2 separate regions of the Homo sapiens genome follow, and region 2 is linked to region 1. The links are chromatin loops, found by intact Hi-C in ENCODE. Cell type or tissue: CD4-positive, alpha-beta T cell. All regions are shown on one strand.

Region 1 (2,500 bases):
TTTATGATTTCTGCAAACCAAAGCCACTGAAAATGTGAACCAAAGAGCTCATTTTTGTTGTTTTCAGGAGACAAGCCAGAAATTAAAATCACAAGACGAGGCTCGGAAACAAATTCAGCAGTGCCCAAATAAGACTAAACATTTACATTGCAAAGTTCTGCCTATATCTGTTATCACCCCTAACTTAAAACAAGCTAGCCCTGAAATAGCTGCGAGTGACGGATGCGTTCATGCAGCTTCCTTTGACGAAAGGTAACCCCGGAGGATGAGAGCATTTCAAGCAACACCTCCAAGTGGCAAAAGACAAGGAAACGTTTAAGCAAAAGTTTCTGCTGCTTTTGCTGAATGAAAGGTAAAGAAATTCAATATTTTTGGAAATGGGGCACATTAAAAGGAACAACTTGTCCAAGTTTAACAAAGGACTACTTTTCCCAAATAGCCAGGACTTCCAGTTGCCAAGTTCGAGGTTATTGACTTCATTCTAATTCCCCATATCTTACTATTACTTCTCATTTTAGTCACTTCATAACTCTCATCTATATCGTAAGTCTTCATTCAGGAGAAAACATCCTTTTGCGTGACATCTGGATGTTCCCTCAGCTGACTTTTTGAGACACCTTCTGTGCCAAATGCCCTTCAGGCTGCGAGGATTCATCTGTGTGATTTTTTTCTCTTCCTGGTTCGCTTACTCTCTTTAGGGCCTCACTGGTGTCTGTATTTTCGGCAGCACAGGTGTGCAGAACACAGAGAGTTCTCTTCAACCTGGGGTTCTTCTCTCAGTCCAGTTTCTTCGTCATACTGAGGGGGACCAAGCTGGCTAATGAGGCCATGGTCACTGCCATTATTTGAAATTCCTTATGAATCAGCCTTCCAGGCTCCACAGCAAAACAGGTGGCTCCCAAATCTGCTTTTAAATGTTTGTCACTGTTTAAAGATAATTTAGTATGGACAAGTATGCAGCATACTGCGAATGAGAAAATCTGGGTCTGTGATTAACTCGCTTCGTGTGATTTTGGGCACGTCACAGAACTGATGCGGGCCATCTCTTCATCTGTAAAATGGGGAGAACAGCATCTACGTGGCCTAATTCACACATCTTTGTAAACATGTGAATCGAGTAAATCAAGTAAAGTAATATATGCAACAATATTTTGCAAGGTAAACATTTATAGTGTAATAAAACATTAGCATTACAGATCAAGACAAATGACTCAAAATGTTATGTTCTGCAAAAGCAACTGAAAATGTGTCTTTGCTTACAGTGAATGAATCAAGAACAGATCAGCCTTAAAACAGTACATCCTTAATTACAGAGATCTGGAAAATTCCAGGGCTGACAAACGGTCCTAGAACCTGCCCACAAGACACTAGTTACCAGAAATCTCTAAAGACTAGAATCTCTAAGTCTTCAATGAAAAAAAAGTTTAAATTTCTGACTTATTAGAAGTAGCACTTTGCCTAGCTGATAATTCTACGGTTATCACGGAAGTAGGAGAGGGCTGTCTGTCGCGACCGTTCCCTTGTGACTAGGAACAAGAAAAGCTCAAGTACAACAAGGAGACAGGAGTTAAGAATTCGGTCTGAGATGGGGTAAAGACCCCTCAAATACACCTTTTCTCCTGCTTTAAAGACAGAATTTGAATCATCAAACTTACTTGGGGCCAGGTGCAGTGGCTCACGCCTGTAATCACAACACTTTGGGAGGCAGAGGCGGGCGGATCACCTCAGGTTGGGTGTTCGAGACCAGCCTGGCCAACCTGGTGAAAACCCGTCTCTACCGAAAATACAAAAATTAGCCGGGTGTGGTGGCAGGCACCTGTAATCTCAGCTACTCAGGAGGCTGAGGCAGGAGAATCACTTGAACCCAGGAGGCGGAGGTTGCAGTGAGCTGAGATCACACCTCCATCCTGGGCGACAGGGCGAGACTCCCATCTCAAAAAAAAAAAAAAAAAAAAAACTTACTTGGTAGTAAGTATATCTCCAGAAGAAATGCCCCCCTCCAAATTGGGGGTCATTATGAAAGTGGCACTAATACATTTTTGCCTAACATCCATATTCCAGGTATCACATACAATACCTAGAAACGAACACAGCATCTGTTCAGAGTCTACGATGCAATACAGAAACAGAAATTAGAAACCCCGGCATGGGATCCAATAATATACGGAGGACGACAAGTTTCTGATGTATTTTAGAGCTTTAATCTAGATGACTACAAAACGCCAAGCCAAAACAGATGTATTATCTTTGGTTTTGCAAAACTAATCTCCTTCCAGAGGAGACCCTGGAGTCCAAATTGGAGCAAAGGAAATTTTATAGTTACAGACTCTTGAAAATGGAGACTTACACATGGAAATGGTGACGGCACAACCACAACGCTGAATCTGTGCTCTTCTAAATACTGTTTCCGTGGATGAAAGAGGGAAGAGGAAAAAGGAGGCCAAGTTCTTCCATGAAGACAGAAAGCCAAATTCCCATCCATTGTACAAACATATCTCAG
Region 2 (2,500 bases), 110 kb before region 1:
ATGACAGGAGAAATGCTAATGCTATGTATGACACTAACAATAAAAGGATATAACAGTGAATTAAGATTGTAACATTCAAAACTATGTCTATGAATAACAATTGAAAAAATACCCCAAATTGCTAATATGATTATTTGAGGATGATGGGATTAAAAGGGATCTTTATTTTTTTAAATACTACGGTTATTTTACCTTTAAAATAGCATATTTACATGTATCGTATTTCTTTCTGTGCACACCCAAAATAGTTAAACAGTGTTTCTTCATGAAAGAACTCTGGAACCCCTGCCTTGGAGGTCCTTACAGATAGTGCCATCTTACCTGGGGAGTGGCCTGGGGCTAAACGGACTGCTCTGTGGCTCCAAGGCCAAACCCTGGAAGGTCATGACCTTCGCAACTCAACATGACCAGGTCCCCAGGCAGAGTGTGCTGCTGCCTCTGCCTCTGGCTGGCTTATGTGCCACTGAGGGGCCTTGGTAGACACACTTCCTATTTGACCTGCTATATTGCTGCCCTGGCACACAGGAGCTCCAAGCTGGGCTGTCTGAACTATCATTTATGACTGTCTTCTTGTGGTCTAGGCATCTGTAAATTATAAATACAAAGTGGGTAGAAGAGCAGAACCTTTCCAAATTACTTTCTTTCTCTTGGCCTCAGGGGAATCCCAGACCAAGTGTGAAAAGGACTTCTAATTCCATGTTTAAGGCTGAATCAAAGGTTATTCTGGGTCTTCCTTCTGCTCCATCAGTTGCTGAACTATGGCCATGTGGGGGCCTCCAGCAGAGGCATCACCCTTTCCTGTCCCCCAGTTCCTAAACGTCAGCATCCCAAACAATGGCTATTTGTTGAGGCAGATTGAAAATGCCATGTAAATTTCAGAAGACACATAAAAGCCCAAAGGATTCTGCTTAACTTAGTAACACTTCTGAGCATGGAATAACTGGCTGTGACTCATCATCACCAAAGGCTGGGTCCTAGCACAGACAAGCTTGTTACTGCTTTTCTCATATGGGTTGGAGTGCTACTGACCTACTTTTAACAGGTCATGCCCTTTGAGGAGCTTACACAACTCCAGGGAGGTGACCAGTCATACTTTCTTGCCCAGTCTTCTTTTAACAAGGCCTTTCTGTAAGACAGCTGCCTGGGCAGCCTTATGGCTGGACACTGAGCTTTCCTCTGTGGCAGGCCAACTGGTCTGACCCAAGGTTGTCTGTGGCCATGTTAGGACGTATATTCTTACTCGCCGAGCGACGCAGCCCAGAGGGTTCAGGAAAAGGAGGTGGTGAGTGGGCAGCCAGGATGGCTCACCTGCTGGGTGGTGGCCAGACAGTACTCTGCCGTGCTCAGGATGTTACAGATGAGGCAGAGCTCCTCCAGAGTGAACTTGGCTACTTCTGAGCCCTCCTTTTCCTTGAGGAGGCTGCTGATAGTCAGTCCTCCACTGCTGGTTGTGGTTCTGAAGAAAAGGAACAGGAACAAGTCAGCATGGAATTTCTAATTTGCTTCCTGAACTGGAAACTACATTATTTTAAGATACAGAAAAGGGGGAAGTAAAGGCTGGACATGGCCCAAATCAATTCACATACAATGAGTCCTTTTCCTACTGACCTTACCTTGACACCGTCAGAAATAGGAAGAGATGATTCCTATTTTAGTTAATCTGAATCATCAGCAGGCCATTAGTCACATTAACTAGGATGGTCTAATATCCAAAGGGAAGGCTGCTGAGCTGTCCTCTCTTTAGCTTGGAATCTCCTGATGTGCAGAACTCATTTAGGACCGTGTGGAGCACGAAAGATGGTTACCTACCCTGTTTCTTTCAGTTAAGAAAAGTCTGCACTGGGACTCATGTGTGCTGGTGGAGGAGGACATAAGCGCATGTTAAGAGAAGTCTGCACTGGAACTCATGTGTGTTTGTGGAGGAGGACATAAGTGAATGTTAAGAAAAGTCTGCACTGGGACTCGTGTGTGCTGGTGGAGGAGGATATAAGCGAATGTTAAGAGAAGTCTGCAAGGGGACTCATGTGTGCTTGTGGAGGAGGACATAAGCGAATGTTAAGACATGCTTCCTGCCCAAGGCCCTAAGTGTCTCAAGAGGCCAACACCCATCACACATCCTCCTGTGACTACAGGTTTTGGGGCAGCCCCAGCTACTGAGTGAGTTCTATGGTAGTAACCACTACCCACTCATATCTGGATGCTTTGGAATCCTCTGTTGGCTCCTTTCACCTTGCCCCCACTTCTGTGAACAGTCTCTCTACTGACATAATCCCAGCTGAGTATGCCATTTTTTTCTGCTGAGATGCTGACTAATACACGTGGGAAAATGCTCCCACGATGAAGTTAAACGGTAGCTGCAGGGAATAAAGCTATAAGCAGTATAGCCCCAATTCCGTGACACAAACAAACAAAAGCACACAGATCACACACATTAGGTATCTATCAAGAACGGAAAAATATATACAAAAAGTTACGTTCTCTTTGGGTAGTGGGATTATAC

Evidence for each region. Peaks named below come from ENCODE experiments on the same cell type or tissue, not always from the same donor. Only the 100,000 strongest peaks of a DNase experiment are listed, where the experiment ranks them.
Region 2: a loop joins it to region 1, with 2.3 times the contacts of the local background. A loop is called at or near these places in 6 of 110 quality-filtered maps.

What each region holds. Positions count from the first base shown.
Region 1 is chr17:673,833-676,332 of GRCh38, forward strand. The region is part of intron 4 of VPS53 (VPS53 subunit of GARP complex); the gene reads right to left. Among named protein-coding and RNA genes, the nearest start is that of VPS53, 40 kb to the right of the region's middle. In CD4-positive, alpha-beta T cell, no CTCF peak of the experiment used is centred here; no DNase peak of the experiment used is centred here.
Region 2 is chr17:559,118-561,617 of GRCh38, forward strand. It overlaps VPS53 (VPS53 subunit of GARP complex), which reads right to left. Exons shown (of 22, transcript NM_001128159.3): 15 at 1,309-1,456. Among named protein-coding and RNA genes, the nearest start is that of VPS53-AS1, 38 kb to the left of the region's middle. RefSeq lists an enhancer at 884-2,083 and a silencer at 2,099-2,148. In CD4-positive, alpha-beta T cell, no CTCF peak of the experiment used is centred here; DNase peaks (open chromatin) are centred at 1,034 and 1,574.